Linked DNA regions of Mus musculus: region 1 is linked to region 2. The links are chromatin contacts, found by Hi-C or POLR2A ChIA-PET in ENCODE. All regions are on one chromosome and are shown on one strand. The core of a region is the stretch at or near the end of the contact, and the rest is flanking DNA. Distances in the headings are between cores, read along the strand shown. Region 1 overlaps Sh3pxd2a (SH3 and PX domains 2A). Region 2 overlaps Sh3pxd2a (SH3 and PX domains 2A).

Region 1 (5,763 bases), core at 2,856-5,355, 34 kb before region 2:
GTAGGGTAGAGACCCTTCGGTAGGCTGAGCCAAGGGCTCTAATAAAGCATAAGGACCCACCTCTTGTGCAAAGGCCCCTTCTAACACAGGAGAGGCAGTGCTCTCTAGAAGGGCCCACCCCTCTGAGCAGAGCCAAAACCTCATCTGAGCACAAGGGGCTCCCTCCCCCTCCATCAGGCAGACGCCTCCAGATCCCAATTTTCCAGGCCTTGCCTGCCTTGGAGGGGATCCAGGGCTGCTGCTACAGATGACATCACCGCCCACCACCAAGCCTTTTCTCATCTTAGTGCCCTCCACCGCTGCGCGCAGCAGCACCCCAAGAGGTAGATGCCTGAGCAAGGGGAGAGCTGGGAGCCTGTTGGCACTGGGGGTGAAGAGAGAGACCCACAGCTAGTGCAGCTGTCTCCCAAGAAGAGTGACAGCTTGCCTGCCCGTGCTGTGTGACCCTGGAGAAGGTTTTCTTCGCTTTACCTTCCTGAGTCCCAGAATGCTAGCCTAGCCATTAGAGGATCTAGCCAGTTTTCCAGGCAGACTGGATGAGGCCCGTGAGTGTGTAGATTTTTCCTCTGCTTTGAAATCTTGCCTCAAATTTTTCTTGGCTTGGATCAAAATGAGCTGATATCTGTCCCCTTGCTGGCACCTCTTCTTTGTCCTCACATCCCTGTCCGCCATCTGGCCTCGATCCCAGGGCTGCTTGTTCCTCATTGCCCCAGCTTCTTGTCCCTTTCCCCGCTTCCTGTTCAGTCACTTATTGTCCCCGTTTGGGATCTAAGGCCCTTCCTGCTTTACCCAGACGGACACATAGTCGCAGCATCTATCTGGAAGTACATCTGTTACACACTCAGTGTCTACCACTGATGGATGCCTGGGCTAGTCAACAGAGATAACAGCATGGATCTGTAAAAATCCCAAACTCCAGTGTTCACCTGGCGCCACCTGTGTGCCAGGTGTCTGAGGATGCAGGTGGGGCAGGGTCCTTCTTAGAGACTAAGAATCAGCGGCACCTGTAGGCCACGTGTGCCGCAGGAATTAAGAATGTGCTCGGTGGCATAGACTCGGGTACTGTCTGTCCCAGCTGAGGAGGCTGCTTCCTCTCGTGACATTCACGTTGCACACGTGCAACACGAGGCTGTGTGGAGCCTACTGTGGGAACTGTGCTGCAGTTGGGTGCTGAGTGTGGACTGACCCCAAGAGGCCCTGATGAGGACTTGCATGAGTGGTGCTGCCGGGACTTGGAGGCTCTCAACTGCTACAGAACTCCTGCCGCTGGCCCCCACGCCCCCATTTGGATCTTGTATTCTCCCTCATTTTTTCACACTTAAGGTCCTCTCGGTGTCTGGCTGCTTTTTAGTTGTGTTACACTTGCACTGACAAGCACTTATATCCCCTAGGGCACAGTCGAGAGGGTGACAGGGGGTGGCGCCTGTCAGCCCAATGCCCAGTCTATTGCTAGCTGGTGCAGAAGCTGCCAACTGTGTGTACAGAGGCGGGGCTGCCCTTCTGCCCAGCTGTTGGGTTGTGCTTCTGCCTGAAATACAATTCTGGCTTCGCAGGGGGCTGCCTGGGGCTTGCCTGTGTGCACTCATGGGGTACACCTCAGCTTCTGAGTCTCCAGAGGGTACGGCTGTGGCTGCAAAGCCCCACATCTGTGAGAGAAAAGTACCAGGCCCATGGGAGGCTCTCCCAGGAGAGCCTCTTTTGATCTCCTAGCATCTTCTGGCCACAGACCCTGAAAGACCCTTCTTCACAAAGGTCACAGAGGTCTAAACAGTGCCTCTCACTTTGGCTGCATATCTGAACCGTGGGACAAGATGGGCTATGCAAAGTGATTCACACTGAGGCCCCACCCATTAAAACTGGCTCTCTGAAGCCTGGGCATGAGAGTTTGGGGATTAAAGGCTCCTGTGACATGTCTAAGCAAAGGGTCATTGTGTCAGAAGGACAGTGTGTGTGTGTGTGTGTGTGTGTGTGTGTGTGTGTGTGTGTAAACAGACCAGAATTCTGTGATTAGAAGAGAGGCGGACTTGAACCTTCGGAAAGTCCATGAGTGTGTGTTTCGGCTGTCTCTATATGAGCTGTGGGAACTACATGTGCCTCTTCAGCTCCTCTCTGAGCCTCTCATTAATTTATGAGGTAAACGGGAAGAGAAGGGCCGTCTCGAGGTGGACTGAAGCCATACCTGCCTGGCATGTGAGTCAGACTCAGTCATGCAGAGGGAGGGGTGTGTCCGAGGGGTGAGGCACCACAAGAGACTGGAAACGCCAGGCCATTTGTATGGCCACACTAGTGGTGTTAAGCCCCAGCCTTCCTGAACATGGGTAGAGGTTTGCATTTGTTTTGGTTCTGAGACAGGTTTCTTGACTGGCAACCCGGGCTAATGTTGAACTCCTTCCTGATTCTCCTGCCTCAGCCACTACTGTGGGAATTACAGACTGACTGGCAACTATATGGTTGTAAGAAATGTACTAGGAATTCCCTCGGGGGTGGAGCGTCTGGGAAGGCTTCCTGAAAGAGGTGATTAGTCATTTTCTGGCTTGTGGATTTGTATAAGGCTAGCAGGGCATACTGTCTTTGGGAGTGTCCACAGTATCAGTTGAAGAGCAGGAAAGATGTGACGGCACATCCAGCCATATACCCTTTAAGCCGAGATGGCACCCAGCCTGTCCATTTGCCAGCTTGGTGCTTGTTTAATGAATGTCACACCAATACAGTGGCCAAACAGGACAAAGAACTGCCTTGCTCCTGGAAGCAGGACTCACAGGCCCTCTCTCTGATACACCCTGGCCTTTGACTCCAAGGCTTTTAAAACTTCCCAGCACTTAAAGACAAGGGGAACCGGGCAGCCTCTGCTGGCTGAGATGGCAGAGAGACCCAGGAAGGCTCCTCTGGAAAGCCTAAAGCTGCTATCTGCCTGGCCCCTGGAGAACCAGGAGGACAGGAATGGAGCCGAACTTGGGGAAAAGTTGGCGTGGGGAGGGAGGGGCGCTCGGCCCGCCAGCGCTGGCGCTGGGACTTTCTTCTTGGGTTTCAAGTAAATAGTCTGGGCCCTCCTCCCATCCCCTGCCTCCGCCCCCAGCTCCTCATTCGACGGGTCTCATGTGTTTCTATTTAAGGGTTGCGAGTAAGCCCTAGTGATTGGCGGCCTCAAAGCCTCTTGACTCTTTGCTGGACCTCGGCTGTGGAGTTCTCTCCCTCTCCCTCCTGAGGGGAGCCCCGCTCCTTTTCTCTCCGGGTTTACAGGCTTGGGGTAGAGGCAGCCAGCCTCCTGGACCTCCCAGCCCTCTCTCTTCTTTCTCGCCCCTGTGTTCTGGCCTCAGCCTTCATGGGCCGCCCACTGTGCTCCTGTGGTCCCGCTCTCACACCCCGGCCAGCCCAAGAGTCTGGAGAGATGGGAGGCCCCGGGCCTCTCAGCAGACTCCCCCATGCCGGCCTGTGACTAACGCTTCGCACGCAGCAGCAGGCTTTTCCCTCAATTTCCTTGGCTTCCGTCTCTGCCTGTCTCTGCCTCTCTCCACCCCCTTCTCCTCCCCCCCCCCCGGCCCCTGGCTCCCCATGTCCCCCGGTCCCCGCGGTGCAGCGGGCCGGTGTGGGGCCTTGCTATATGGCCTGTCCTTGGGGCCCGGCAAGCTGCGAGCCCTGGCTACGGGCTGCTCCGCGGTGCAGAGCTGGCGACCGAGCAGCCTCCCTCGAGGGCGATGGACAGAGGGCGCCCCGGCCGCGGGGCTACAGCCGGCCGCTGGCTCACCGCGTGCTTTCTGCCCTCGCCAGGTGCCGACACCAACGCCGAGCCCATGATCCTGGAACAGTACGTGGTGGTGTCCAACTATAAGAAACAAGAGAACTCGGAGCTGAGCCTCCAGGCCGGGGAGGTGGTAGATGTCATCGAGAAGAACGAAAGCGGTGAGTGCGTGTCCACTCCTGGTTCCAGCCTGGCTCCTGGGCCCGGCTGGGTTTTTGTTCCTCTCCTCCTCCCCCCACCTCTGCAGCTATACGTTATTTCCATCTGGCAGGGAGAGGGAGAGGGCCGAAGAGTCTGAAGTTCCCCTGTTGGTTTGGGCTGCAGGCCAGCAGTTTGCCTGGTGGTGGAAGAATGTCTCCCTGGCTCGAGGCTAATTAGCTGGCTTGTGCTAATGCAAGGCCAAGGTGGTATGGAAGCATCCCTCCCTCATTCAGGGACTGACCCCGTGCCATCTGAGGCCCAGAGATGGTAGCTTTAGCTCAGAGATGCCCAATGACAGCTTTCCCTGGTCGAGCTGTGTGTCTGCCAGCTAGGATCCAGGCAGGAGTGGGAGGACCCAGCCAGCTGGTGGAGAGGGCAGGCATGACATCACAATAGGTTCCAGAGTCCCCAGACCCCTAGCAAGATGTCTGAGGAAGGGCCAGGCCCTGTGGGAGGTTGGCTAGTGTCTGGCCAGTGAGTGGGTGGTGAGTTTGACCACCTCCTGCTGAGCTGGAAGCCACCAGGACTTGGGAAGAGGGCCCAGGCTCTGGATGAAGCCAGGTCCAGAAGGGGTCCTGCAGCAGGCCACTTTGTCATTAGGAGCTGACAGAGACCATGCCCATGGCTTGGCAGGATCTGCTAGCTCCAGGGTTTTTGCAGAATGGATCAAAATCCCTTGATGCCCTTGGCAAGAAAAGGCACACTCGGCAGATAGAGAAAAGTTAGTCTGTGCGTGTTGCAGGGAGAGTCAAAGGGTCCTTGAAACCACAGCATCCTCTGCTGCTTGCCCACAGCCTGCCCGGTGGGACTTAAAAGGAGTCAGGATCATTTTGGTTTCAGTTTGCTGGGGACAGGCCCTGTATATAGGTGTACCCCAGGAGTGGCACTTGTGGGCCCTTCAAGAGGGAGGCCTGTCTTTGTTCCCTTCTAATATTTTGAAAGGAGCACAATCCAAAGGGTCACTGTGTCCATTCTGTAGATAGAATGACTGAGGCACAGAGAGCTGAAGCGGAAACAAGTCTCCTGAGGTCAGAAACAGTCCTCTGAATGATAATGCCTCTGAGTAACTGCAGAGACCCTAAAGAAATCTCAGTGGACATCCTTTGGGGAGCACAGGGCTAGACTCCCCCTCCTGAGGCTGGTGTTGTCATTGTCCATATGAGAGTCAGGCTCTGTCCTTGTGCCTGGGTGGTTGGCAGTGACACTGCACACATGACAGAACGTGACCTGGTGTCAGATCTCGATTCCAAGTCAACATCACACTGGTTCCCTTCCTATGTAAGTTGACGGGTGGTCCTACCAGCCCCATCTCCCTGATCTCTAAGGAAACTGACATTGCTTTGGGGGTTGACTGTGTCCCGAGTCTCTGAGGCCTCCTGAGGGATCTCTCAGGACAGAAGGAAAGGCGTCAGGGGAGAGAAGGTCTGTTCACTTGGGAGGTTGCTCCTAGGAAGAGCTGGAGCTTGCTTTTGGATGCAAGGCCAGTTCCTTGGGGACTCTCCTGCTGCCACATGTGCCCTGTCACACCACCACTGCTGTGTGATGCTGAGTAGCAGAAGGCAGTGAGCCTTGGAGTCTTTGGGGTCAGTGAGCCATTGGCCAGGATGACAGAAGAGCCCTGCTACGTGGTTCCAAGAGTCCAGGCTGAGTGTGGTGGCACCTGCCTTTAATCCTAGCATTCAGGAGACAGAGGCAGACAGTGTCTGTGACTCTGAGGCTAGCCAGATCTATATAGTGAGTTTGAGGCCATCTGTGGCTAGGCCATCTGTGTAAGGTCCTGTCTCAAAAAACAACAACAAAAAGTCCCCAGGGATTCATTTGCC
Region 2 (5,457 bases), core at 2,128-4,627:
GATAGCAAACTGTCCAGAACCCAGGGGGACCTCTTGGAGCTGCAATTAAGAGTCTTCCAATCTCTAAGGGGGAGGACCCAAGGTCCTTTAGTCCGCTTCTAGATCCGGTTCAGTCCAGTTAACAGTAGCCCAGCAGCTCATACACACAGCCCCTCTCTCCTCCCCTTCCCCATCCCCTCTCATCCTCATCTCCATTCTCTCCACCGGTTTGGTTCGTGTGGGCCGTGGGCACCATCACCATCTCTCACGGCAGTGTCCAAGAGACGCAAGGCACACCTGCGGCGCCTGGATCGCCGGTGGACCCTGGGCGGGATGGTCAACAGGCAGCACAGCCGAGGTGACCACGGGCGCCTGCCTCTCCTCCCGCAGCTGCCTGTCTCTCACTAACACCCTCTCCTTTGCCTGCTCTGCTCTCTGCCTGTGGTCTCCTGACTCACCCAGATCTGGCAAGATTTGTTTCTCATTCACTGCAGCGCAGATTGGGGACAGAGCCTTGCTTGGGAATTGATGTGGCACTAGGGGTGGCTCTGGCTTGCTGGTGCCCTGGGCACTGGGGATACGTGACTTGCGATGAGTTTATATGTTCCTTGGAAGGGAAGAGAGGCATGAGGAAAGTCCTGGACCTCAAAGGAAAGCCACCCTGCCCTGGGTCCTGCATGTTAGAGAGATCAAAGCTTCCTGCTCCTGCCAGGGTCCCATCTTCTGTCCTTTATTATCCCTTCCACTATGAAAGAGTCCCTCAGCCCCAACTCTCTCGTCAGCTGTGGTACCAGCCTCCAGCCCCCCTTCAGCAGCTCCACTGAAACCTAGAAGAGCACAGGAGCCAAACCTATCATGGCTCCAGAGCATTTTCCAACCAACCCGTCCCTCAGCAGGGGTGCTGGCCCATAGGCTCTCAGGAGGAGCTCAGTCAAGGGCTCCAGGGAGGCCCTGGGCTGACTGGGAAGCTGACATTTGCTGAGTCAGGACTGTTTGGCTCAGATCCTTCTCAACATCCAGGAACTTGTGGAAGGAGGGAGGGGAGGGACAGGAGGGATAGCCTCTGGATGCACCCCTAAACATGTACAGACCTTCATGCTGGGTGGTCAGTCTCTTCTGCCCCACCCCCTCAACCCCCCAGGGAGTAGAGCATATTGTGTGTTCCTTGTGGTGACAGTACAGCTAGAAGCCGGGACGGGTGTATAGTGCACGCAGGCCTCTGTGGAGAACAGGGCTCCCCATGACTCACCACCCAAAGCTCGTTCCCAAATGACAGTGTATTTCAGTGCCTCCCCTAAGAATCGGGCTATAGAACGTCTGCACTCCAGGGTGGCCCCAGCCAATGGCTGACTCAGTGTTGGCCATAAAGAACCTAGCTTGTCCAGAGGCAGGGCTTAGTGTGGACCCTGGGGGCTGATGCAGGGGGCCTGAGTTGGAGAAGCAGCATCAGGCCACACTGCCAACAAAGGCCACCCGAAAGTGAGGCATAGGGGACCACTCTGCCAAGAGGGTAGGGTTGAACCCGGCCCCCCAACTCTAGTGGCAAAGACAAATAAATCCCATAAGGAGGACAAAGGTTCGGCCTGTTCTGCATCCAATCACTCACTGAGTCCCAGGCATGCTCTTGCCTGCATGACCACACAGATGCACACAGAGACCAGAGACAGGCCCACACAAGGCCTGACGGCTACAGGTGTGGCTAGCACTGCATCATAGCCATATCCAACCACCACCCTAGCCGTGCGCCACTCAGAGACAGTGATTCCAGAAGTGCCATCTAACAAGCTCTGCTACACGCAGCTGAGTGCTATAGTCACGGATGGATTTCTCGTACAACTAAACTCTCCCCGACACATCAGCATATAGCCGCAATTCCCACAATTGACACGCGTACATGACCTTCCATACTATGAAGGCGTGGTAGAATCAGACAAAATAGTACATGCAGACCCCTACGTAATTCTAAGTCTGCAGTCACCTGTACTTGAACAAAGACAAGCCACAGCCTCACTTCATTATCACACACTTCCCGGCCCCAGCCCTATGAACTGTATTCAGTTATATCAGGCAGCTAAAGAGAGCTCATGGAGAGCTGGCTGGCATGCGCCCCCACAGCGAGCAGCAGCTGGAAACCCAACAGGGGCCATGAGTAAAAGAAAAGTCAGAGCTTCCGGGACCTCCGATCCCTGTCCCTCAGCTGGCCAGGCCTCTGGAACCGGAGGCCTCTCTGTGGAGGGGTTGGAGGGGTTGGAGAGGCCGGAAGGGGAACAGAGAGACTGCTGACAGAGGGGAAAGTGTTTGGAAAGAGGAGGCTTCTGCGGTTTGGAAACTGCAGGGCTTCCAGCCCCTGCCTCCCCAACTGGGACAGGCTGTCCACCTCCCCCACATCCCCGCCTGCCGGCCTCCTGGCCAGCCTTCACTCAGCAGGGTAAGCCTGCCATCATCTGTGCATAGTATGATCACAGAACACAGGAGCCCTGACCAGACCTTAGCCACCTCACTCTTCCCGCGGCCTTGTCTCTTAAAGGGGTGTCTCTTCCAGAGACCCAACCCAACTGCAGACTAGCTACCTATAGAGACCATTTTACACGTGTCTGAACGTTCTCTTCTCTAGACAATTCCCCTTGACCATAGAGTCTATGGCCAGGACCAGAAGTAGGGACTGGTCTCTGTAAGGAGGACAGCTCACTTATAAGATGAGTGGCCCAAGACCCAAGTCACCTGTGTCAACCTGAGGTAGACATCTCTGTCTCCCCAGCCAGAGCTGAAAACCATCAGTCCAAAGAGACATTTAAGGAGAGATGGTCTGTCTTGCCCTGTTAGGAAGCAGGACTGAGCTTTCCTCTGGAATCCCACAGTGATCGCCTCTCTGCTGATTAGCATTTTAACTGGGAGGCCATGATATTCCCAGTGCCTCAAGTATGGGGTCTTTTGCAACCAGCTTCACTCGCCAGAACCAATGTCCATGGTTGTGTACCCTGCCCCAAGTGGCTGGCCATGGACTCTGTCACCACACACACTTAAAAGGCTGCTGTGGCCAGGCTTGGCATCCACAAGGCTGAACACATGGTCAGGGTCCTGTTCTCAGCCATGGAACAGGGCAGGGCTCCTCTAATCTTCCCCTAAGAAGGGCTGTCATTTTTCTCTTCAAAAGCAACCTTGCCTAGGAAAACTTTCCTGATCGCTTCCTGCTCGAACCACAGGCTTTTAAAAATAGCCTGGCCGAACAAAGGCAAAATGTGGAGCCCAGGCCTCGCCTCGCCTCGCCTGGACCTCGGGCCCTGGATTCCCAGACCTGGCACTGTCCCGATAGCCACTGCCTAGGCCAGGGTTTACCGTGCCCCACTGGAAAATGGAGCAGGCAGGAGAGTAGAGCGTTGGCCTGGAGCCTATGGAACTTCTCCAGGGCCCTAGTCAGAATCTGGCGGGGTAGGTTCTCAGGCAGTGTTGGCAGCACTCCTGGGCAGGGCCGGGATGGAATCTGCAGGCTCCAAGCAGAGCTCTCCTTAGCTGCTGCTGAGAAAGGCCTGTGGTAAGAGAGTCTGAGAGCTGTGCAGCCTCCCGTGCCCTCACCCACCTTTTGCTTTGGGGCAGTTTTTCAAGCATGGCCTGTGGTCCATTGGGTCCACCCTACAACCTGGCAGGACAGTGGCCTTTATCAGAGGGAGATGCTAATCCCCAGGAGAGGGCTACAGACAGCACCCCAATGATGCACGGGAAAATGAGCAGGGTTTTGATACAGTAGCTCTCTCCTAAACCCCCACAGCGACCCAGAGGTTGAGGCAGGCTGTCCAACAAGGTCCAGCTGGGAGCCAGGAGCAGGAGGCGGCTTTGAGGCCAGACTCCTGCTATTTTGAGCTCCCAAGCAAGCTCCTCCCTCAGTCCCTGCTTATCCCTGCTTTCCTCATGGAGAGAGTCCAGGGTTCAACTGTAACCGTCCCTACTGTTGTGTGCTGGGTACCATTGTGACCTCCTGGAAGCAGCCAATACAGTCCTCCCAAGAGCACCTCCAGTTAACCACGTCTTCCAATGGGGGAGGGTGCACCATGCTCTTCCTTGGGCCCCAGGCCATCCAATGGACGGTCTTATAAGAGATGGGTGGCCTCACCTAGTCAGTTGCAGGTCTACCATAGGGCTTCATGTGGACAGGAGTGGACCTCAGCAGAACTGGAAGCCTGAACAAAGGCCTTTAGGGATGCCTCCTGCTCAGCCTGCCCACCAAGTTCTTTCCAAGAAGACTCCAGTGCTATGGGGAAACTTAGAGGTGACCTGAAGACACACAGGGGGAATAGAACACGTGGCTCTGCGGGAGGGGCTTGTGGTGGGGCCCTTGACAATCGCACACACCGTAACAAACCCCACAACCACTCCTGTAGAACTTGCTCCATGGAACGCTCTAGGGTAAATGCCATGGTCTGCTGTTAAGGGAGCTGAGCTGCTCAGTGAAGGTATCCCTGGAAGCCTTCATCTGGAAGGCAGACAGAGAATTTAAGAGGTTTGCAGGGCTGGAATCCAGAGTGTGGAGTGTAGATGGAACATGACGTGTTCTGAGGAGGGACCTGCTAGGGTTCCCAAGGCATCCAGGATACACCTAGCATTGGTCTCGATGTCTTGACTTAGAGCCTACGAGAAGCAGATTCCTCCAAACACTGGTACCCCAACACCCTGTCTGGGGGATCTGCTTTCACGCTGCCTGAGGCTTTGCTGGCACCCCAGAACTCTGCCTAGCTTTGGCTTATCCTGGGAACAGCAGCAACCCCTAACCCAGTGACTCCTCTTCTGCTGTCTGAGTCCTGTTTCCTCTTCTCCGGAGAAGCCAATGCTGGCCCAGGGCGAGTTAGTACGAGGCTGAGCGAGGCTCAGCCGGGGCAGAGGGGAACGGGAGACAAGGATCTACCCCACAGCCTCAGATTAACTGTGCTTTCTCACTCGCGCCCCCAACTCACAGAAGAGAAGTATGTCACTGTGCAGCCCTACACCAGCCAGAGCAAAGACGAGATCGGCTTCGAGAAGGGTGTCACCGTGGAGGTGATTCGAAAGAACCTGGAAGGCTGGTGGTACATCAGGTAGGTGCCTGGTTCCTGAGCAAGAGTTCAATGCAAGGCAGCTAGCTGATGGGCAGGTAGATTCCAAAGACAACTGCGTGCCAGCTCTGCTCGGCTGGCTCACTGACTGTCTCCTAGGACCTGAAGGCAGAGGCTGAGCCCCAGCCAGTAGGGCCTAGGAGCTGGCTCAGCTCAGAGGCAGTCTGTGATCCCCTTCCCATGCACAGCCAAGAGTTCAGCACATCTGAGTTTTCTTTCCTGCAGTCAAGGCTCCGGACACAGACCTCTGGTATCCGTGTTCCTGGTGGGTGTAGGGCCATTGTATCTACAGGGCTGGACTCAAGGCTGGGCTCCAAGTGAGGTCTCTTCTTCTCTGTGTCTTTCCCGGAGCCTTGTCACTCTTCTCAGCCGAGAGATCCATTTGGGCGTGTGT

The links. A loop is a pair of places that touch in the nucleus more often than their neighbours do. ChIA-PET counts read pairs that join two places held with the same protein, here RNA polymerase II (POLR2A).
Region 1: a map of heart shows a loop between it and region 2 (3-fold over the local background). The contact joins two enhancer-like sites. A Hi-C loop is called at or near these places in 8 of 37 maps with a recorded cell type or tissue (T-helper 17 cell, gastrocnemius and heart). POLR2A ChIA-PET finds 5 or more read pairs at or near these places in 4 of 5 experiments (Patski and embryonic stem cell).

What each region holds. Positions count from the first base shown.
Region 1 is chr19:47,312,172-47,317,934 of GRCm38, reverse strand. Sh3pxd2a (SH3 and PX domains 2A) reads left to right here. Exons shown (of 15, transcript NM_008018.4): 8 at 3,769-3,900. Among named protein-coding and RNA genes, the nearest start is that of Gm29834, 28 kb to the right of the region's middle. Within about 2 kb of position 4,105, at least 2 of the 3 ENCODE cell types and tissues checked have a DNase peak (open chromatin) inside an H3K27ac peak, as active enhancers do; they include gastrocnemius and heart, where a contact is called at or near this core.
Region 2 is chr19:47,277,901-47,283,357 of GRCm38, reverse strand. It overlaps Sh3pxd2a (SH3 and PX domains 2A), which reads left to right. Exons shown (of 15, transcript NM_008018.4): 10 at 254-337; 11 at 4,928-5,045. Among named protein-coding and RNA genes, the nearest start is that of Gm29834, 6.1 kb to the left of the region's middle. Within about 2 kb of position 3,377, at least 2 of the 3 ENCODE cell types and tissues checked have a DNase peak (open chromatin) inside an H3K27ac peak, as active enhancers do; they include gastrocnemius and heart, where a contact is called at or near this core.